Regions from separate parts of the Mus musculus genome. Here all the other regions are linked to region 3. The links are chromatin loops, found by intact Hi-C in ENCODE. Cell type or tissue: left cerebral cortex. All regions are shown on one strand. Links, peaks and the distances in the headings refer to the core of each region. The heading gives the core; the rest is flanking DNA.

Region 1 (8,059 bases), core at 2,425-4,924, 320 kb after region 3:
CCCCTACACTAATACCATAAGGTAAGCAATGCCTACAGTCTCTATATATGAGAAGACCAAAGCTTAGACAGTAAGTAGCAAGCCTAAGGTCATGCAAATAATTAGGGTAGAGCCAGGATTCAACCATCATTCGACTGCAAAAATACAGCTTCCCCAAGTGCAAATATATATTGTTAAGTTATCCCATGGTATCTGAAGAAATGGCTCTGAAAACACTAAAATATGCATGATGAAAAGAAACCCACGGATTACTCAGGAAGAGTGCATCTGACATGTCTCATGCTGGTAAAATTATTGATATCAGCTTGTGTGTTATTATGTGCATCCTCCTTAGTTTCAGGGAGAATGTTTCTAAAACTACTCAGCACTGTAACACGACCATCCCTGACATCCTGATCAAATCTGCAGAGGTTATAGAAAGGTTAAAATCTAGGAGAGCTGGCTTACTTCCTTAATTACTGAACAAAGTACAAGTGGTCACCAGAGGAAAATAAAATGCCTTCCTTTATTAACTAGACAAATACAATGGAAAAATTATGGTTTCTAAGCAGTGTTTATCTTGCAGTAACTCCTGAGAAAATTTACTCCTGCTCGACAAGAATGGATGATAATACTTAAAAAAAAATTAAAAATACCAAGGATTAAATATTGCCTGTAACATGAAGCTAAGGCTAATTATTCATGGTAAATAACAAAGGGATTTTTTTTACCACGTTGTACAATGTATGGTTTGTGCTGAACACGCTTAGTGAACATGATCAGTATAAGAATAATTTTGTATTTGTGTGCTTCTATTAGAATCCCCTAACTTTGTTTATACTTCAGAGAGCTCTTTGGCAATTTAATCAGATTGGGGGAGAGGTGGAGTGGGGTTTCTTCAGAATTGTCTTTGGCCCCAAACACCTTCCGTATATGCACCTGCTCTTTCAGACATTACAAAACCTAGGCATAATAAATTTAAAGCTTTAAATGGAAAAAAAAATCTCACTTTAAAAGAGATTTCTCTTCTGGTTTTGTTTCAATTCTTGTAGCCATTTATGTTCCGTGGAGAAACTCAGAGGCAGATGCTTGTGACGTCACAAAGACAGTCTGTTTTTGTTCTTTTTGCACGCACGCATCTTTCATTTCTAGGGTGCAGGTAGAGTAGGCAATCAAAAATTAACCCTCTGGGCCCCACAGATGTTTGCAGCGATGAGATTTAACTGTAGTTTAAATGCCTATGCTAAAGCCAGATTTTTCTGTGTAAAAGCCACATTTTCAATATTTACTTCCTTATTTTTTCAGCACAGGAATGGAAGCAGTTCTCTGGGACTTAGATGCAAACACATAATGAGAATTTTAAAAAAGAATCAACAACTTTAGTGTTGAGAAATAAGAAAACAAATCTATATCCATAAACCCACATGTGTACATACACTCAGATGATTGGGGAAATGTTATGTCATTTGATAGCTTGTGCCTTTTATTTTTCAAAGACATCACAGAATTCTTTTCTCCGTCTTCTTTTTCCTCCTCCTCCTCCTCCTCCTCCTCCTCCTCCTCCTCCTCCTCCTCCTCCTCCTCCTCCTCCTCCTCCTCCTCCTCTTTAAAAGAAATGAAGACTACTTAAGAAAGCTGCTGGTCAGAAATCTCCTACTAGTGACTATAGTATGTAAAAGAATTGAGCAAACTGTTAAAATAGTATTTCTTTGCTTTTTCTGCATTTTAGCCTCAAATTGACTAAACAATGTTGTCAGTAACTGAAGAGAAGCTGGGACAGTCTAAGAATACATCATGTGGGAAAAAAAATCACATTAAGTCAAGGGAACAATATTCTCCCAGCAGCTCTGAGGCTGAAGCATTAAGAAATAAAATTTAAACATGTAAAGAGGAAAAAATATGAACCTAGGTCTGGCTGCAAAATTGGTCTGCCATTGTTAAACCTAAACATGCATTCAAAGATGGGAGATATAGTGGTATAACTAGAATATATGCATGCATACATATGTTTAGTTATGGATGTACTGGGACCCATGGACTTTAGTCTTTCCCAGGACAGATAACTCTTGCACAAAAGAATATGCTATCCTCAGTGCGACAGCAGGTTAACTTATACTCACGCGGTGTCCTTCCTGAAAAGCAGCAGAGCTGCATTAGGATAGAATCGCTGGGATTAACTTTTCCTTGCTCTGACTTTTAAGAGGGCAAGATCAAAGGCCAGGTCCCATCAAATCCATTAAAATAAAAACAGACATTTCTTGGGCCTGGGGAGGAACTCCAAGAAAATTACTTGGAAAGCACTGTCAGAAATTCCCTTTTATTTGGCTCTGTTTTACTCTAGAATTCAAGTGAAAAGTGGGTTGGTTGATTGGGGGGGAGATGGAATCTTTAGCTGCAGGAAAAGTAAAAGAAGAAATAGTTTTAGAGCTGGTGGACAAAGCTACCCAGTGTTATGTGTACCATTTTCAAATGCTGGACCGCGACCCCAATCCCCGGCTGTCTTAGCTGAGACCTATCATTGTGCTTATTTATTCCCGTGCATTATCCTGTAATGGTCCCAGAGAGATGATCGTCTTTCAGCACCATCTGCTACTAGGAAAAACAAGAACATACACTACACCTGTTACAAGCTCCCCAGCAATCTAAGCTGTTTCTCTGGGCAAAATGGTAAATGATGTAAGCAATAAATAGGAACCTACCAGGTGCGAGGGAGAGACGGGTCCAGATTCTGGCAAATTTTAAGCATGTTCTTAACTGGTATGAAAGCAAATGATTTGTTCACCTAAAGTAATGTGATAGATATGTCAGGGCTTAATACCAAAATTATGGTTCACTGGGTTTACTAAAGACCAACTTGGGCTTTGCACTCTGCTGATGTCACTACTTACAGACAGACTGGTAAGTGTATACATGATCCTCTGACGGAAAACCACAGAAGTTGCTTGACCTCATTATATGTGAAGCACATCTACAGTCATTGAGTAACAAACACGGGCTACCATCCTAGGAGCAAAAGAAAGAGAAAAAAAAAAGTAAAAGTCTTCCCTTTTCACCAGGGCAGAGCAAGCAATGTTCTCCTTCATGTTCAGAGTCCCAGCTCTCACACCATCCACCTCCTTGAGTTTGTCATGTTTTCAGTACAGAGCACAGCCCAGGGGCAACACTCACTTTGAGGCAACTTTCTGGGAGGCAGAATTTTTTTCCCCTACCCACTCCAAGTGCTATTCCTGTGGGTGCAGCTTTATGAAAACTATGCAGAAGAAAAACTTCCTGGTCCAGGAAAAAAAAATCTGGTGCAAAACATATTCTACTGCTTTATGCATATTGATTTATCACAAGCTATTGTGTTTATTTAATGAGTCACACAAAGCATCACTTACTGATATCAACTGCAGCCTTAGAATCTGATACATAGAATTAGGAAGAATATTTGGAGCAATTAACATTTTTGGAAACCGATTCTGTCCCCATTCATTTCTGGACAGCTGAGGTAGTCAGGGAGTAACTGTGATTTCAAATCGTGCCACATTTGTGTAATAGCTAGCACACCAGTCTCAAATGATATGCTACAGACTATGAATCCTATATGAATAGAAACAGGGAAAAAAGCATAGTGGGCTGGATGGATGTGAACAGGTTCCAAGGAAGAGGTAAATTCGAACTCAGAGATGGTAATAACAGATATATCAGTTATTCTGATCTAGCCAATGCACACGCACACACACACACACACACACACACACACACACATATAATATATGTATGTGTATATATGCATATACACACATATATATTATATATTGAATACATCATACCTTATAAATATATGCAATTATGTCAATTAAAAATAATATATAATGTATTAAATACACCATAATTTATACATATATGCACTTATGTCAATTAAAAATAAAATATATTAAAATTAAAGCAAATGTATGTATGCTAGAGACAAAGACACAGGCAATTTAATTCTTTAATGATATATATTCACAATAGATATTGACATAATTGGTTTGTGCAATAGTATTAAATTTTCACATATTATAAGAAAATGTAACTAAAATCCTCAGATCAAAACTATAATACCATTTTGTGGAAAGCTGATCACTTTGAACAGACAGCTTTAGGAACAAGTATCTCGCCTATTAATTTTGCACATTTCTGTTTCTGTATGAGGACTCTGTGGAGATGGCTAAATGTACTTAATATGTTGGTAAATGTAAATTAACCAGTAACAATAATGTCCTCACAGGAAACATATCTAGGCATTGTTAGGGAAAACCCAAAGCCCACTAAAAACAGTGGCTGAATGTCTGCCAGCAGCCAGAAACCGCACACATTATACTCTATCATGAAGTGAATATACAACACGAAAATCTCCATAAAGATGTAACATTAGCCAGTGATGAATCTGCACTTTGATGTATAATTCATTCAGCTCATGTCACAGTCCCTGTAAAGACAGATATTTGGGGAGAGAGGAAGAAATGCAAAATAGCTCTACTGTGGTATCGATGAAGGAGATGAAGAAATGCAAAATAGCTCTACTGTGGTATCGATGAAGGGCAACAAAAGCCAAGGCTCCCATGAATATCAGGAATAAAGAGAATGTCCCGACAATACAAGATAAAAATGACTTTCCTCAGAGAGGAGAGACAAACAGGACTGTATCTTTCAGACTGCAGGATTTCAGATAGAGGTGTACAGGTATCATTGAAGGGCACAAAATTATTGCTGAGAGAACTCAGAAGCTGAAAGACCAGCAAGATGCATGCTCCATGCACACTCATGCAGATCAGTCCAGTTTCCTTTACTAACTGAATACAGACTGTCTCAGTGAACACCTCAGTGTGTGCTCTCCAGGAAACAGGAAGGAAAGTCATAATTTTAGTTTAGTTTAGTTTAGCTTTAATTCTTCCATTTGCTTTTTATTGGGTACTTTGTTTATTTACATTCAAGTGTTATCCCCTTTCCCTGTTTCCCCTCTGGAAACCCCTTATCCCATCCTCCCTCCTACTGCTTTTATGAGGGTGTTTCCCCACCCACCTACCCACTGCCCTGGCATTCCCCTACACTTGGGTATTGAACCTTCCCAAGACCAAGGGCCTCTCCTCCCATTGATATCCAAAAAGGGTATCCTCTGCAACATACGAGGCTGGAGCCATGGATCCTTCCACATGTACTCTTTGGTTGGTGGTTTAGTCACTGGGGATCTGGTTGGTTAAATTGTTCTTCCTATGGGTTGCAAACCCCTTCAGTTCCTTCAGTCCTTTCTCTAGCTCCTCCATGCTCAGTCCAATGGTTAGCTGAGAGCATCAATCTCTGTATTTGACAGGCACTGGCAGAGCCTCTCAGGAGACAGTTATATCAGGCTCATGTCAGCATCTGCAATAGTGTCTGGGTTTGGTGACTATATATGGGATGGATCACCAGGTAGGTCAGTCTCTGGATGGTCTTCCCTTCAGTATTTGCTCTACAGTTTGTCCCCATATTTTCTCCCTTGAGTATTTTGTTCCCCATTCTAAGAAGAACTGAAGCATCCACACTTTGATCTTCCTTCTTCTTGAGTTTCATGTGGTCTGTGAATTATACCTTGGGTAATCTGAGCTTTTTAATAATATCCACTTATTACTAAGTGCATACCATGTGTACTCATTTGTGGGTTACATCACTCAGGATGATATTTTCTTTTCTTTATAATATTTTTTCTTAGGTATTTTCCTCATTTACATTTCCAATGCTATCCCAAAAGTCCCCCATACCCTCCCCCCAACTCCCCTACCCACCCACTCCCCCTTTTTGGCCCTGGCGTTCCCCTGTACTGGGGCATATAAAGTTTGCAAGTGGGCCTCTCTTTCCAGTGATGGCCAACTAGGCCATCTTTTGATACATATGCAGCTAGAGTCAAGAGTTCCAGGGTACTGGTTAGTTCATAATGTTGTTCCACCTATAGGGTTGCAGATCCCTTTAGCTCCTTGGGTACTTTCTCTAGCTCCTCCATTGGGGGCCCTGTGATCCAGCCAATAGCTGACTGTGAGCATCCACTTCTGTGTTTGCTAGGCCCCGGCATAGTCTCACAAGAGACAGCTATATCTGGGTCCTTTCAGCAAAATCTTGCTAGTGTATGCAATGGTGTCAGCATGGGATGTATCCCCGGATATGGCAGTCTCTAGATGGTCCATCCTTTCGTCACAGCTCCAAACTTTGTCTCTGTAACTCCTTCCATGGGTGTTTTGTTCCCAATTCTAAGAAGGGGCAAAGTGTCCACACTTTGGTCTTCGTTCTTCTTGAGTTTCATGCGTTTAGCAGATTGTATCTTATATCTTGGGTATCCTGTTTCTGGGCTAATATCCTTCTTGAGTTCTTTATATATATTGGATATTAGTCCCCTAAGGATGATATTTTCTAATCCCATCCATTTGCCTAAGAATTTCATGAATTCATTGTTTTTAATAGATGACTACTACTCCATAGTGTAAATGTGTGATATTTTCTGTATCTATTCCTCTGTTGAGGAACAGCTGGGTTCTTTCCAGCTTCTAGATATTATAAATAAGGCTGTTATGAACATAATGGTACATGTGTCCTTGTTATATGTTGCAACATCTTTTGGGTATATGCCCAAGACTGGTATAGCTGGGTCCTCAGGTAGTACTATGTCAAATTTTCTGAGGAAAAACCAAACTGATTTCCACAGTGATTGTACTAGCTTGCAATTCCACCAACAATGGAGGAGTGTTCCTCTTTCTCTACATCTTCACCAGCATCTGCTGTCATCTGAGTTTTTGAACTTAGCCATTCTGACTGGTGTGAGGTGGAATCTCAGGGTTGTTTTGACTTGCATTTCCCTGATGACTAAGGATGTTGAACATTTCTTTAGGTGCTTCTCAACCATTCAGTATTCCTCAGTTGAGAATTCTATTTTAAGTTCTGTACCCCATTTCCAATAGGGTTATTTGGTTCTCTGAAGTGACTTCTTAAGTTCTTTGTTTATATTGTATATTAGCTTTCTATGGGATGTAGGATTGGTAAATATCTTTTCCCAATCTGATGGTTGCCATTTTGTCCTATTGACAGTGTCCTTTGCCTTACAGAAGCTTTGTAACTTTATGAGGTCTCATTTGTCAATTCTTGATAAGCAATTGGTATTCTGTTTAGGAAATTTTCCCCTGTACCGAGTTCAAGGCTCTTCCCCACTTTCTCTTCTATTAGTTTCAGTGTATCTGGTTTTATGTGGAGGTCCTTGATCCACTTGGACTTGAGTTTTGTACAAGGAGATAAGAATGGATTGATATGCATTCTTCCCCCATTCCGACCTCAAGTTGAACCAGCACCATTTGTTGAAAATGCTGTCTTTTTTCCACTGGATAGTTTTAGTTCCCTTGTCAAAGATCAAGTGACCATAGGTGTGTGGGTTCATTTCTGGGTCTTCAATTCTGTTCCATTGATCTACCTGCCTGTCTCTGTACCAATATCATGGAGTTTTTACCACTACTGATCTGTAATACAGCTTGATATCAGGGATGGTGATTCCCCAAGAAGTTCTTTTACTGCTGAAAATAGTTTTCCATATCCTGGGTTTTTGTTATTCCAAATGAATTTGCAAATCGTTCTTTCTAACTCTATGAAGAATTGTGTTGGAATTTTGATGGGGATTGCATTGAATCTGTAGATTGCATTCGGCAAGATGGCCATTTTTACTATATTAATCCTGCCAATCAATGAGCATGGGAGATTTTTCCATTTTCTGAGATCTTCTTTGATTTCTTTCTTCAGAGACTTGAAGTTCTTGTCATACAGATATTCCATTTGCTTGATTAAAGTCACACCAAATTATTTTATATTATTTGTGACTATTGTGAAGGGTGTCATGTTCCTAATTTCTTTCTCAGACTGTTTAACCTTTGAGTACAGGAAAGCTACTGATTTGTTTGAGTTAATTTTATATCCAGCCACTTGGTTGATGTTGTTTATCAGGTTTAGGAGTGATCTGATGTAATTTTTGGGGTCACTTAAGTAGACTATAACATCATCTGCAAACAGTGATATTTTGACTTCTTCCTTTTGGATTTGTATA
Region 2 (8,059 bases), core at 2,425-4,924, 110 kb after region 3:
TCAGTGTGAAGACCTTCAGCCCCAAGCCCATTGTAAACCTACTCAGGTTCTCTGTATTTTCTCCTTCGCCAAATAATATCTCAATAACTGCTTCCCTTAAGAGAATGAACAATTGAAACAAGCTCATGGCCCACAGGGACTTCATGGAGAAAAGAAATCAAAACACCTTGAAGAATCAAAGGAATTTTAAAAATTTGGGAAGAACATTAAAACATCCCCAAATAAATAAATCTCTACCAATTATGGGTTATTAATTCACCATTTAAGATATTTAGTGCTTAAACTGAAATAAAGCAACACCAATTACATAAGATATAATTGATTCTATACACAAGATTCTATATACACAAATTTACTTTTAAAAGAATTAAATAATATTTTCAATTTCCTCAAAAATTCAATATTATGTGCATAAATAGTAAATGTATTTGTCAGGTTTCTCTAGAGAAACAGAACTTATAGAGCCAGTTATGTGTGTGTGTTTGTGTGTGGGGGTGGGGGAGGAGTTCACTAGAACAGCTTACAGGCTGTGGTCCAGCTAGTCCAACAATGGCTATCTACAATGAAAGATCCAAGAATACAGTAGTTGTTCAGACCACAAGGCTGGATGTCTCAGCTGGTCTTTAGTATATACCAGAATCCTGTAGAAATAGGCTCTAAAGCCAGTGAAGAAATGAATATGCTAGTGAGAGCAAGACCAAGTTGGCAAGGAGAGACCAAGCTTCCTTCTTCCATGTACTTTATATAGGCCGCTAGTAGAAGGTATGGCTCAGATGAAAGGTGGATCTTCTCACTTCCAAAATGTGGTTAGAAGTGGGTCTTCCCACTTCAAGTGATTTAATTAAGAAAAATAGTCTCTCACAGAGATGCTCAGCCATTTGGGTTTTAGTTAATTCCAGATGCAGGACAATAGACAACCAATATCCATCACAGTAAATTACTACAATGTTTTTCAATAGTAGTAAGAGAAATGTTTATTAAATTGAGTTAAGACATACTAACATCACAGACATTCACTCCTAATCCTAACCCTATCCCTCTGAAGGTGTGACCCTACAACTCCAGTCAAAACCTTTCCCAGTGACAACGTCTAGCCTTTCTCAGTCATAGAAATTTAAGAAAAGCTCAGAGGTGGGAGAAAAGTCAGATATTAAACACAAGTTACTTTTTAATTTTTCTTTTTACCTCATTTATAAATAGTAACTATTCAAAATTTTCACAGAATTATCTGAGAACACAGAGGAAGCACATTTATCCATTCACTCAATAAACATTTCCTAACTCTCCATTGCTTATCTGATCTTTATTTTTTAAATAAATTTACATATATATTATATATTGCATATTATATATTATATTATGTTATATATTATATAGATAATAATATATATTATACATGTTATATATAATTATATGTTATATATATTCAACTAATACATATTAGTTGAAATATAATTACATTTTCCCTTTCCCACTTTTCCTTCCAACTCCTCAAATACCCTCTCCCTATTATTCCTTCTCAATTTTGTGGCTTCTTCTCCTTGAGCTGCTTTTGTTATGCTTATGTATAAATGCACAAATGTATAAATACAGCCTGCTTAGTTTGTTTAATGTTGCTTGTATATGCATGATTTCAGGTCTAACCATGATATTGGATAAGCATTTATAGGGCTCAGCTCTGGGAATGACTAATTCTCCTCTCTAAGCAGTCCCTTGTTGCCCATAAATCTTCCTCTAGGGATATGAACTCATGAGATTTCCCCCTTACATGACAGTATGTCTGTTACTGTTGTCATTGTTCAAATCTTACTCAGGCAACCCTACTGTTGAGGCATCATGGACGAGCTCCCAGGTCATTTCTAGGAGACACGGTCTCAGAGAAGACCTTGTCCTTGGGATCATATAACCTTTCTGCCCCCTCCTCCATGATGTTCCCCAAGGCCTATATTCAATAGTTCTAGTGCAAAACGGTGCAGCTACTTTGGAAATAAGTGGGGAGAATTCCAAACATTCTTTGACATAGCTGACTTTCCAAAGAGACCAGAAGTTTCTACTTCAGCAGAAGAGAAATATCTCTGCAAACATCTAACTAAAATGCCCTCCAGGCAGAGAAGCTGTACATACACAGTCTTTAAATTTAAATGTGTCAAATAGGTGTACACAGAAACATAGGATCAAAAGAATCGCATAAACCTACATATGTCAGTTAAGCCATTAATTGAGATCTCAAAGTAGATCAAGGACCACATGAGTAATTCTCAAGGGCAAAGTGAGTTTTTAACAGGACCAATGTTAAACAATTTATCTCTTCTTACCTAGGTCTTCCCACAAAACCCTAGTAATTCTTACATTCTCTTTGTATTTACTGTAAAAGCCATTGTTTCCTTTGTGATGCTCTTCTGAGATGCCCATGTCTCAAAGGAGAGAACTATGTATTCACATAAATATTGCCTTCATTGCTCATGAGGCATCTGTCCAGAAACTGGAGGGAAAGCTCGAGCATGTACTTCATTTCCCAGTAAGCTCACCACCACAGCAGAGATTATCATAATGGAGTAACTTTAGCCCTTCTAAAGTTTGGCAGAGAAACACCTATATCTGGTGAGAAGTATATCTGGTGAGAAGTCATTACCCTGTTGTAAAAGTTAGCACAGACAAGCCAAAATAGCTTTCATTTCACAGACAACTGCATCATGTGAATCAGTGCAGTTCCTCTGTTTATTCTGGCAAGACCACATTTCAGTAGAGTAGCATGAAGGCCTCCACACTTCATAGTTGAAGAGATAGGAAAGGAAGAGGAAAGAAGATTAGGACTGGCTATCATAGAACCATACTCAGATACTCTGATGAGTTTAGCTTCATTTTGGTTTATTTTGGTGTGTGTGTGTGTGGGGGGGGGTCCTTAGACAAATGGTGATCAATTTACTGACTCAGAAATTTGTTGAATAGTTTCACATTTTTCTAACACAGGACAATAAGAATATACTCATTGTATTGAAAATAAGAAAAGCAACACCCTCTCCTCACTGAGAATTCACTGTAGGCAGCATTAAGGAATAATGAGCAAATAAAAATGTGACAGGAGATTTAAAAAATTAAGGAAATAGCAGGAATTCTTGAGGAAAAGGAAAGAAAGATGGTGTCTCTAATGAGCTGGTGATTAAACTAGAGCATGAGGAAAACAGATGAAAAGATTCTTCTTTGACAGGCAGAATGTTCATGTTCTGCAGAAATAATGAAAATCCATAAGGCTAGTGCATGATATGTAAAAAGGGTGTGAAGTATGTCAGACACACAGCGGCTTACCTCATGAGAAAGTGATAGGTTTTTGTATGATAGCCATGTGTTCACAAAGCAATCAAAAAAGACTGGTAAGATCAAATTATTAATACATGAAGACAAGAAGAAAAAACAATTTTCCCCAAAGTGAAAAAGAGATTTCAGAAGACCTACACATAAACCCTTCATACACTAAAGTATACACATTTACACCTAAGCAATGACAGCCAGCTATTTTCAGGGAGCTGACAGTCTAGAGAGTTAATGGGAGAAACCAAAATATTATTCAGAGAACACAGCTTTCATTAGCGTACCAGGCACTATCAGTATATATTCAAAATTCATTAAGGAAAAACGTGGCACCACAGTAACACAGTAAAAATAGGAATGAGTGTGTTGGAGAGAGAGGTGGGAGAAAAAACTTAACACCCTCATTTCTATATAAGAAACATATAAAAACAGAATTTTTCCAAGGCCCTCATCCAAAACCTCACAAGGCAGACTTTATAAGTTCTATCTAGAGGACAGGTATCAAATGTGGAACTTTAGTGACACACAAGCCATTTGAATTTAAATTAATTAAAACTAAATGAATTGCTAACTCAAACTGCTTCACTCCTTAGAGTGGAAAGCCAGCTGTGTCCTGTCCTATGTTCGAGAGCAGAACTCATAGGCAGCCAGATGACCATCAATGCAGACAGTTCTATCCAAGCCCTCAAGTAGACGTATCAGACCCACCAGTACATTGTGAAACTTAGTTCTTAAAACCTAGCATGGCCTTTCATATATAGTAGATGCTCAGTAAAGAGTCACTAACCACATGTTTAACTCATATTTAAAATAAGTAGGGAAGAGAACTGTGGGGCGTTTTTGAAGGCAGCTAATATCTGCCACTGAAACTGCAAATGTAGTTATAACTGAGGACCCCTGTGTTGACATTTCCACCAATAAGACTTTCTTCCTGCATGCTCAAGTTATGGGTTTTGTGGAATTTACTTATTTTTCATGAGATTTTTGTTTATGACTTGGAATTTTTATTATTTTGAAAGTCAATAAAGACCCAGCTCCATGCCATTCTTAACCCCTTCTTTGCTGGAGAGTCGAGTGCACACTTTACCCTCAGAATGCCTGGCAGATGTCTGCCCTCTGTGTGAACTTAGATAAATCTCTGCTCAGCCTTCCCTGCTCCTTTCCCACCTTACAGAGCAGAGAAAAGTAACTAAACTGGACATGTGGAGTGCTTCAAAAACAATAATGGTCATATTTTAAAATATTATTGCAGCCAAGTTTGTAATTGATGCGGTTGGAGGCTAACATGTCTCAAAACATGAGAAGTCATTCTCAGGCTAATATTGAGATCCTTTTCTTTGCTTATCACATGAAAGTGCCTGACCTTTCTGTTAATGTCTAAAGCCATTTGAAGCACACCACTTGTTTATTTGGTTTTCAAGAAAACTTTTGGGAGATGTTGTCGTCATAATATTAAATCTCAAAACTATTATGCTGATGAAGTTACTGTCGCTATTACTATGTCCCAATTATCCTAGTTTTATGTTGTTCTACATTGATATATCTGCTGTAGATTTATGTTTAAATTTCATATTAATATGAGTTTAGTAGCCCAGAATATCTATATTTAATTAACATTCTTTCATTTATCATCTTATTTGATCCTCTCAGCACATGCTAAATTTGGTAAAGTAAATATTTCTTTCTATCTCAATTTTCCAGAGGTTTAGAGAATTGAGGTTATTTTCACAAAGTCACACAGATAACAATAGGCAGATATGAGATATAAATTTCTCTGAGGGTATCCAGGCAAACTTTCAAATTATTCATTGTCTGTACATTACATTTGTAGTCATATTTTTAATTGCTGGTTCTATGACATATTCTAGTATTTGCTGCCAAGCCTAACAACCAGAGTTCAGTCCTTGGGACTCACATGGTTAAGAGGGGAGAGAACAAGGTTGTTTTCTGACATCTACATATGCCTTGGGGTGTGCACAGCAAAACACACACACACACACACACACACACACACACACACACACACACACACACAGAGAGAGAGAGAGAGAGAGAGAGAGAGAGAGAGAGAGAGAGAGAATAAATGTCTCTAAGTATTCCTTTTGTCTATAAATCCTAAAAGTGTATTAGGCCATTAACCTCAAAACATGGTTTTGACTTTATATCTAAGTTACCTACTACCCATGTTCTATGGTTTATCAAATAAATAGCCCATAAATATCAACGCAGCTTAGGGAACTCTACAGCATCTTTCAGTGTAGGGATTTAACACCCTCACAGAAATGTGGCATTGAAGCAACCTCTTCTATGGAGATGGTTTTGCTAGGAAGATCTCATTCTAGCCAGGCTAAAAGAGATCAAAATACTATTGATAAGATAACTTTTCAGGGAACAGAGGTAAGATCATCCAGTGACCCTGCACAGAAATACCAGAGCCCTGTCAGCACATAGAGAAATGGAATTATTCATAAGACTGTTTTTGCAAGCACCCCCTTATTGATTTTTTTAAATAGAAAAGCTGCCTTTTGGCTGCCACAAGTAACAGCACAAAATAGCTAGGTTGGGGCTGCACCCTGACCAAAGTCCTGTTGCATTCAGTGACCCCACAAAGATGGAATGTACCAGGCAGGCAGACTCCTACTCACTTCTGGAACAACACAATGTAGAAAGTGTGTAGAGCCCACATTTAAACTCAGAATATTTGCCTCAGAGTGAAATTGAAATCAGAAATGTGTCAGTACTTGTACATGCAGCTATATAAAATGCAGAGATAGCAACGCATATAAAGGTTAGGAATTGATTGTCTCTTCTTTTTATCTCATTAGCTGTATCTTCACTTTCCCTTGCTATAGTATCTTAAGTTTTATTGTTCCAACTTGGACAATTTGAAATATGACAGATAAAACAGTTTAGGAAAGCAGGTGTTAGCAGAGATTAATTTTGTAATCTCTAACCCTCCACAGTAACTTGTTTTTCATTATCTTTTAAGTACAATTTTTTTCTGAAGTTTTAGATGATGGATGAATTAGTCAACTTTTCTTTGTGTCATGGCAGAGATAATTCCCAGGATTTTTCAAACTCTTATGCAGGTCAAAGTTTAGCTTGCTAACTAATCTAATGTCTTGGGTCTTTCTTATTACGACACAATGAAATGCCCTCACTTTTCGGAATTTGGAGTTGTTGCCAGCAGCCTGGATTTGAGAAGCAATCCTAAAATTGGATATTTTATTTCAGTGTTTATAGCCACCTGAGATTCTGATAAAAGACCAGACCCCCTAATCATCAGCTTAGCTGACTCCAATTTGGGGTAACTCCTGAGACTGCCTCAGTGACATCTTATGGTTGGGATTAAACTCTGAAATATATAATGACCTACTTTTCTCATTTTGAAACTTGGGTCCATGCCACACTTAACCCACACCAAGAATGTCTGTACCCCTCCTACTTCATTTATTTCTAATCCATGAATTTACCTCCTACTCTGAAAAACACAAATTATATTTTATATAGGAAGAGCAATATTTACATACATTTCAGTAGTTAACATTATCTCTTTACAAATAGTAAGGTAGTCAAAATTTATCAAATAAATAACTACATTGTATATTCATAGAAACATGAATAACTCCATCTCTATTTCTAAGCCTCATTTTCTCATATATTTAAGTGAAAATCTAGATTGGAAAAGGGTTGTAAAAGACTGGTAAAGAGGGAAATTAGGGTACACAATTGCAGACAGAGAAACCCCTTCTGTACCACTGCTGATTCTCTCCAGGCTCCAAAAAAAATAGCTGCAAACTCACAACCACACAGATCTCTGTAACAAACTCAGTAGATCACAAACCAAAGCAAATAGACAAGGATGTGAAAAAGAGAGTGGAGGCAGGGACACCAGGGAGATGGAAGAGGATGGGGCACACACACACACACACACAAAGAGAGAGAGAGAGAGAGAGAAAGAGAGAGAGAGAGAGAGAGAGAGAGAGAGAGAGTCAGCAGTTCTACAGAGTTGAAGCTATTTGGGTTTTATCAAGAAAGAACCATTAATAATGACCCTTAAGTATATGGCCATCTCTTTGCAGCCAAAAAAGCAAACAATAAAAAAGAGAAGTGTGTCATGTAAAATAAAAACAATTTTTATGAGAGGTACAAAATTTTGCCCAAGGAAACAAGTTTCAAATGCTGCCTTTTAAGGTCATATTATTGGAGAAAATAAAAGAAGGAAGCAGAGAGGAAGAAAAGAGGGAATATTGGGAAGAAGAATGGGAGAGGAAGAGAGAGGGAGGAAGGGAGGGAGGGAGAGAGGGAAGGAGGGACAGGTAGGAATTAACCAGGAGACCAACAAGAGTACAAGTCTGTACAAATACATGCAGAAAACAATAACTGTACATTGTGAAAGGATGACTCTCATGTACCGAATATAAATATGAAAAGTACACTAAGAAAATTGGCTTCCTATGGTACTTGGTCCTTTCTTTCTCTATTCCTCTTGCTAATTGCAATACATCTGAGCAATGTAAATAAAGGACACAAATGTTCTGGGATTTGTTTCTGTTTTCTCATGTATTAACATAAAGAATGCAAACTCTGACTAAATACTGCCAAAAAAGACAGGTTGGGATACAAGAAAGATAGAAATGAGGTTGGGAGAGACTCAGGGGAGGAAATAAAAGATCCCCGACAGATGCTTGCTCTCTCTAGACAAAGGGCCAGGGCCCCCTGATGTAGAAATTAGTCTAGTAAGAAATAA
Region 3 (8,059 bases), core at 3,771-6,270:
AAATCTAGAAGGGGTAGATCACACACACATCACATCACATCACATCACATCACATCACATCACATCACATCACATCACATCACATCACAAAAATGCCTTCTAAGTCAACATGATGAAAGATCACATGAACTGGCAGAGACTGGGGCAGCATATGCAGAGCCTGTGCAGGTCTCCACCAGGTCTCTGCATATATATATTCTGGCTTCTAATTTAGTGATTTTGATGGAATTCTTGAGTGTGTAAACTAGTGGGGTCTTCATTTCTTGTCTTGTCTCTTGGACTCTTTTTCTGTGTTTACATATTTTGTCCAACGCAATGTGTTAGTTTTAATTTTATCTGATTATATTTTATTTTATTATTATTCCTTAGAAGCCTTGTGTTTCCTAATGAAAGACTTAAAGGGAGTGATACAGATTTGGGGGATGGGATGGATAAGGGGAGAAATTGAAAGGGGAAACCATAATAAGGATATATTAGATGAGAAAAAAGTCTATTTTTGAATAAAAGGAATAAAATGAAATAAAATGCCATGCAGACATGCCTGCAAGCTAAAATGATGGAGAAAATTCTTCAATTTATAGTCCCTTTCCCAGGTCTGTCTATATTTGGGTCATGTTTTCAAAAATTAACTAGCATGGTTGTTATAGGAAATAGGCCTTGGGCTGCACATGTGTATTGAGGGAGGTGTCAGAAAGATGTGGGTATAAAGCTAGCACACTGTTGATGTCATTTCTGGACCTTCCGTGAAGCCCATCTTCACCATAGAATCTCAATGTTTTCCCTATGCAAGTCTATGGGACTAGATGTATTTGCTGTTACTGTCTATGACAGAAAGTTTGAGAATGAGTTATCACTAACACAACGCACTACATAAGGATCTTCTGAGATCAAAGTGGAGAACATGTCTTCTGGCTGTGTGGTGGCAGTGCAGGAGCCTGGTTACTACTGTCTTGCCTTCCGAAGGTAAAGTGATTTTGGTCTACCTGACTGTGCATGAGATCAGAAAGAATACGTTTCTCACCTTCAAAGATGCATTCCAAATGCCAGTCAAGACTTTTTTCATCCTCTAGGAACCAACCTGGCCCAACAGCTATGGATAGATGAGAACATCTGCACAGTTATGCTGTAGTGTACTTATTATGGCTTACCCCATCTGATATAGACCACCTGGGTACATCCTTGGGAAAAGTGTAATTATGACCTCTACAATAGCAGTATTATTTCTGACTATTCCCTTCAGCCAAGATAGGATATCTCAGAGTCTCACAAGTTTGTGCTTGGTCTTTTTTTTTTTTGAAAGTTTTCATTACATCACAATTACTCTAACTAACATGAAACTTCTACCAAAAATGTAGGGTACCCATATTAGTTACTTTTCTTATTCCTGTACTGAAGCACCTGACACACATTAGTAAAGAGGGGACTGATTTTCTTTAGCAGGCACACTCAGAGATTTCAATCCATATTCCAGAAAGAGCACCATGGCATTAGAGTTTTGTGTAAGAACCAGGTGTTTACCTCATGGCAAACTGAGAGAAGAGAAAAAAAGAATGGGCTAGAGGCCAGGTTCAACCTTCAAAGGCATGTTCCCAAAAACCTATTTTTCAATATAGGAAAAGTTCCCTTCCTAAAGTTTTCAAATAGGCCCACTAGCTAGGGACAGTACACTTAACACATAAGCCCATGAGGGAGGTATCATATTCAAACCATAAGAAACCTACCCACTCTTATTGAGTCCTTAATAATAACCTCAACAATTAAAACTTGGACCCAAATTCCATTCACTATCCTCTCTCCATTGGACCCAAGTCCAACTTGAAGTCTTTTAATATTAGAACCAAATTAAACTCTGCCTCTAATAGTAGTGCTCTGTGCTTTGTTTTGTTTTGTCTTATTTTGCTTTTGAGACAGGGTTTCTCTACATATCCTTGGCTATCCTGGAACTCCCTATTTAGACCAGGCTGGCTTCAAGTCCACAGAGATCTGCCTGCCTTTGCCTCCCAAACGTTGGGACTGAAGGTGTGATCTACCAAGTCCAGAGACCCAATAGCCGCACTCTAAGACATCTCCTTTCTCCAATGCACAGCTATCCAGAAAACAAATTAGTATTTGTGGTATGGATGAGAGAAATATTGGTTAGAGAAAAACGTCTGCACAGATCTTTAAGAACTATTATCTATTAGAATCCAATTATATGAACTGGTACATATCTGAAATTTGGCAAAAGAGCCTAATTTCCTATCATGATAGCTAATCTCAGCCCTAGTCCAACAGTCTTAATATTTTTTCAGTTATATAACTTGGAAAATTTCAACTTGACTGAATTCCCATTGTCATCTCCTCCACCAAAGAATGCTATAATTTCAATTATCCCTCCTGTTGAACATGACACACTATTTAAATAGATCTCTAACCTTGGTGACAATTACAATTACATCCATTTTGTCACTAAAGTTTAAATATTGCCATATTGCTTCAGCCACTCCCCAAACCCATCATCTACAAGTAGGAGAGTTCAGTCTCATGGCAGTTTTCCCATTATCAAACATATCAGTGTTAAGCCTATTAAAAAAAATGCTCCTTCTGTGAACACTTCTTAGTGTCATAGTAAGCAGCATGTTTTCTGGGATTCTCCAGGAAACACAGTCAACTTAACAGCCAGCTCTTCACTCTCTTATTAGCTCAGTTACTTCTCTTGCTGCTGTGATAAAATACTCTGAAAAAGGAAACTCGAGGGAGAAAGGATTTATTTTGGCTCACACTTCCTGGGGACAATCTATTCTGGTAGGAAGTCATGGTGGTAGATGTGTAAGGAAGGTGTTCACATTCTTCCTACAGCCAAGGAACAGGAGATGAATTCCTGTGCTCAGTTTATTTTCTCCTATTTTAAACAGACTAGGATCAAGCCCAGGGAATGGTGCTACCAACAGTGAGCAGGTTTTTCCACCTCAATTAGTGTGGTCATAATAATCTCTCAAGGGCATGCCTAAAAGCTCATTTCCCAGGTTATATCAGATCTTAACAAATTCATATTTGGATTAACCATTTCGTTCATCTTCTACAGCAAAATCATTTCAATATTCCCACCTACCCAGTTCTTATCCTTTTCTCAATGTTTTTCCAATGGAGTGTTATATGAAATTGTCCTATATAGAGAATCAAACATCTTTTGACCCTAGACAGGGCACATATAACAGGCCAAAGACAGTGTGACAAAGAAAGTAATTAGTGTTAATTAATTATGGGAACATTGACAACTTAGGAATGACTACACACCTGAAGAAAATCAAGAAAATTTTACTCCCAGTGAAACCTGACTGATTATATATATATTCAGAGAGGGGTGGCTAATGGTCCATTTTCTCCATATCAGAATGTTATGAGGTCCTGTGTTGGTCGTTTGCATATAAACATAGCTGTTGAGTATTCAAGATGGCAGACAGTGTCATGCCTGAAGAACAGCATAACACAGTAGATACTTTCCTTCTCCACTATTCACCTTTATTTTCAAATCTTAAGGTACCAGTCCAAGAAAAAAAATCCAGATAATAGTTCTAGAATATGAAGTTAACATCATATATATGATGAGTATATAATATGAGTAAATTCCTCAATATCAAAAAAAATTCATCCAAAGGGTCCACACAGTATCTGTTTCACCACCCCCATATCTTGTTTCTACAAATCTTTTTCCGGTACCTAGCAAGACATGCTAGTCAAGTTCTTTAGCTTGTTTGTTTTGGAGGGTATATGGTGGAGGTGACAGCTAATTTTTCCTAGAGTTAATATAGTACTTCTTTGTTTAGACAGTGCAAAGACTGAATTCCGGAAGTTCATCTGAAGGAACTGAATGATTGGGAGAACAGATGGGACACCACCTTCTTGGGCAAGAACATCCTGTGGTCTCTAGACAAGAAAAAAAAAATGTAGGCCTCTGTCAGGAAAGGCACCTAATTGTTTCCTTTTAAGAAATTCAAAGGAATATGCAAATCTAGGATCCTCTAACTAATTCACTCAAATGCCTCCGGGCCAGTTTTCTATTAGTCACTTTTCCTAACAATCTGCTAACAATATGCCCTTTGGTACATTTTGTCTCCTCTGGGGCTTGCCACCCTGACTTTCTATCCATCCTGAACCATCATTTGAATATGCATCACTGTTCCTCAGTGTTGCCATAAAGTTCCTTGACATTCATGGTATGCATGGAATGGTCCATTTTCTGCTGAGTCTGTTTTGTTTTGCCAAGGGTTGACCACTCCAATACTCTTTTTCTTTCTTTTCTCCTATCAATTTTACCATACTCAGCTGGACCTTCTCAAAAATTAAAGTTCTACCTACTACTTTTTAAACCATTAATCATAATACTACTGAATAAAAGAGTCTTTCCAGAAGATGAGCAAAGGCCCATTAGTACTTAGATTCTTTCATGGGACTTATGGTCACTTCTCTTCTTCCTGGCTCCATGGTTAAGACCACACTTATTTCCAAATGACTTAGAGCATTTGTGCACCAAGTGTGTATCTCATCACACTTAGTGCACATATGTATATATATATATATATATATATATATATATATATATATATATATATGAAAATAGCACTGACTATCCACATACCTTGTGCAAAGATTATTTCAAAGAGTATGCAATGCAAGTAACATATACAATAGCTACCCAACATTTACATGAATTAAATTGTAAGCTCATGTCTACAGCCAGAAAGAGAGAGAAAGCAAGAGAAAAAATAACAGTTCAAGAGTGTGTGAATTTCCACTTTCAATAATTGCTAGCTTGCCTCTGTGACAAGGGAGGTGTGAATCTGCTATTCCCATATTTAGCTCCAGTCGCTACTCCCCCCCACCCCCAGCCTCTCAGAGTGAGCATTTCACAGAGTAGGAGTCATATGTGCCTGAGGCTGTGGCTTACCATGATGAACGGCACACAAGCAATGAGCTCAAAGAATATTCACCAATTGTTTATATACTTCTATCATTCTTCTCACCTTTCTCATTTCACTTGCAATCTGTGAGCTCTGCCACCCAGCAACTTGTCAAGTTTTCTCTTTCAAAGATGACTGTCTTGCATTGAAGACACAGTTCACTCAATTAACAGAAGTCACTGGTTTGCCCTTCCTTACATGTTTTTGTGGCTACTCAGAGGACTTTGGATACAGTTTCAAGCACACACCTCCCCTGTATTTAATACCCATCTCCATACAGAACATAAAGGAGGATGTGCCATCTCTACCATTGTCCCATTCATTTAACCCCTGCCCCATATACTCTGCCAGGCTTTTGTGACACACCTTTTAGCAGGGAAAATATTCTATCTCATGTAGTGTCTTATATGGTCCCTCTGTCCTGGCAATCATTATCAGTTGAAAGTTTATTTTTAAAGCTCTTCTTTGTTTATATAGTTAACTCTCTATAAGATACCAGCAGTCCTGCGAGTTTGCAGCATGTTGCTATTAGGTGTCTCCAACTCTTTGTCAACCTGTCTTCCCATGCTGACACAGAAATCAACTGGATAAATCCTGTGTGCTCTTCCTCCACTGTCTACTCTCTGAGGATACTTTTTAAATAAAAGAAAATGTAAATGTAGTATAGAAGAATGTTATCCAGCTGTAAAAAAATGAAATCTGTAAGTGGATAGATTTGGAAAATACAATGAGTGAGGTCACCCAGGCCCACAAAGGCAACCTTTGTGTTCTCCCTCATATATAGGTCATAAATTCAACCCTGATGTTTTCTGTGTGTAGCTTAAAGTCATGTGGAAGCCAAAAACCTAGAGACAGGAAAGTGGTGGGAGACATATTAATGAAAGCAGGATAGTAGAGAACAGGGGAAGTGAAAATAGAGAGAGGGTTCCTGAAATTAGATAGGTTCTTGTGTGGATGAGGGGAGGGCTGTGGAAAGAAGAGGCAGCGGCAAGTTGACTAAAATGAAAGGTTCATAGAGAAGCTACATGGAGCTTATCATCTTGAACACTAGTAAAAAGTATAGTAAGAAACACACACACAAATTCTCACTGTCAGGTACAGGTTACCTCCTAGGATACATTAATCCTGGAGATTCTAGAAAGACCAAAGCAATATAGGCATTGCTGTTGCTCTGGGTCCCCTTCATAACTATATAATTACAAGCCTGTCTCTGGAAATACTACATACTGTAGTTGCAGAACCTAGAGAAATAAGTCCTGAGCTGACCAGAAATAAACGTTCCTCCTGCTAGTATTGGCTGCTGGGCAAGAAAGAACACCAATGGTTTTAATAAATAATAGATGCTACATGGTACAATTCCAACCTACTAAGCAAAATTTGTTCACTGGTATAATAATGGCAAGACTGTTTATAACCAACCACTCTCTTGATTAGATTTGAAGAATTCATCCTTACTACTATAAACATGTGTTCAAAAAGGAAAAAATGGTCATTGACCCATGAAGAAAACCTAATTTTATTCTTTTTCTAAGTGGTCATGTTTACAAACTGAATTCTAAATATTTACATTATACCCACAAAGTTGTGCTCCTCTTAACTTTGGTCAGAAGAACTGCCTATTGCAGAAGATAATGAAGGTAGTCAATACAGAGACTCAGTCACAGATGTCCCCAAGGCTTAGTGAACCCTGAGAAAGAGGTAGGTTGAAAGAACATGAGTACAGAAGGACAGAGAGAATTTATGTGAAGGCCTGCCTTCTGGATATGACATGGCTGCTGTACTCAAGATCTCATGGCAGCTGTGGTTACCTGTAAAAGAGTTTCACAAGATCAAGCCAGTAGAAAATTCCAACATAGAACTGGGTGGGATCTCAAGGCCCCTCTTCTAGGTGACTAGTGATTGGCAGTTGGTGGCTACTGTGGGAGGGGGGTCACATTTCTATGGGAAATGGCTACTGGCCCCAGAACTCTGGCACATAGGGAGCTCTGATGGCACTTGATGAGTCAGAAAGAAAAATGGACATGAAATTAGAAGGATGATGGTAGGGAGTAAAGACAGATACAATCAAAATAATGTACATATAAATGTCAAAGAATTTTTAAAAAAAACACAAGAAAAAATGTAACTCCTCTCAACACTTTTTGTTTAAGCTGAGGAAAATACTCTTTTTTTTTCTAAAACAAAACAGCACCAGTTTTTTACATGACATATATATCCCATGTTAATTTCTCAGCAAATGATTTATCACTACCACCAGCAACACCTATCTTTGTATAATTCTTCTGTAGTTTGGGTCTTTGCCAAGAAGACTAGACATGGATATATGATATATGTCAACAAAATTGAAAGGCTTGCCTAAGTTCTCCCCCCAGATAAGCAGACCTCTGATATAAACACAGTAATGTTCCTACACGTTTCTTGATGCTGTGCCTAGAACACAGTAAGCCTTTGATTGATGTTAATTGTTTCTAATTATTGTAATTGTCATTTGTTGTTTCTCCCTGCATGCCACCCTACCAATATGCTCAACAAGTATACACACAGATTCATACTCTGTCTCCAGATCCATTTTTGTCTGTAATTTGTTCACAGGTTTGATCCTATAAGACACTTTCAGTAAGGTTTATGTTGCCTCCAACTACAAGCCTCTTTGCTTTACTACAGGAAAAACAATCACCCCCAACTCCCCCCTTGGCTTAGCTAGGGATTTAGACACAGATGTCTGCACAAACCAGAAAATACAAATCAAGGATAGTAAACAGGATCCATTTCCTGATATTTTACCAACAACTTCTCAATCAAAATCATGAACTACAGGCATTAAGAGCACTTGCAACCCTATGGCAGCTCACAACCATCAGTGACTCCAGTTACAGGGAACCCAATGATCTTTTCTGGTCTCCATGAGGAATGTAGATGTTGCATAGACATATACACGGGGAAAACACCCTTACATACACAATTAAATCTTTCAAAAATAAATTAAAATCAAGACTTGGGTCCAATGATTTCTCATTTATGCTCACATGGTACATACTTCAGAATGTTTGTAAGAAATAAAACAAGTTCTGTATACTTCTAAGCTGTGTTAGGCAATTAGACCATCTTAACATTAAAAC

The links. Hi-C counts contacts between places; a loop is a spot of excess contacts. Peaks named below come from ENCODE experiments on the same cell type or tissue, not always from the same donor. Only the 100,000 strongest peaks of a DNase experiment are listed, where the experiment ranks them.
Region 1: it touches region 3 in a loop (2.5-fold over the local background); 2 of 42 quality-filtered maps call a loop at or near these places.
Region 2: a loop joins it to region 3, with 6 times the contacts of the local background. A loop is called at or near these places in 2 of 42 quality-filtered maps.

What each region holds. Positions count from the first base shown.
Region 1 is chr5:46,016,693-46,024,751 of GRCm38, reverse strand. No RefSeq gene overlaps it. Among named protein-coding and RNA genes, the nearest start is that of Gm40298, 88 kb to the right of the region's middle. In left cerebral cortex, for the core only: no CTCF peak of the experiment used is centred there; DNase peaks (open chromatin) are centred at 3,177 and 3,468.
Region 2 is chr5:46,224,567-46,232,625 of GRCm38, reverse strand. No RefSeq gene overlaps it. Among named protein-coding and RNA genes, the nearest start is that of Gm40298, 300 kb to the right of the region's middle. In left cerebral cortex, for the core only: no CTCF peak of the experiment used is centred there; DNase peaks (open chromatin) are centred at 3,425 and 3,773; H3K27ac peaks cover 362 bases.
Region 3 is chr5:46,335,460-46,343,518 of GRCm38, reverse strand. No RefSeq gene overlaps it. Among named protein-coding and RNA genes, the nearest start is that of Gm40298, 410 kb to the right of the region's middle. In left cerebral cortex, for the core only: no CTCF peak of the experiment used is centred there; a DNase peak (open chromatin) is centred at 4,862.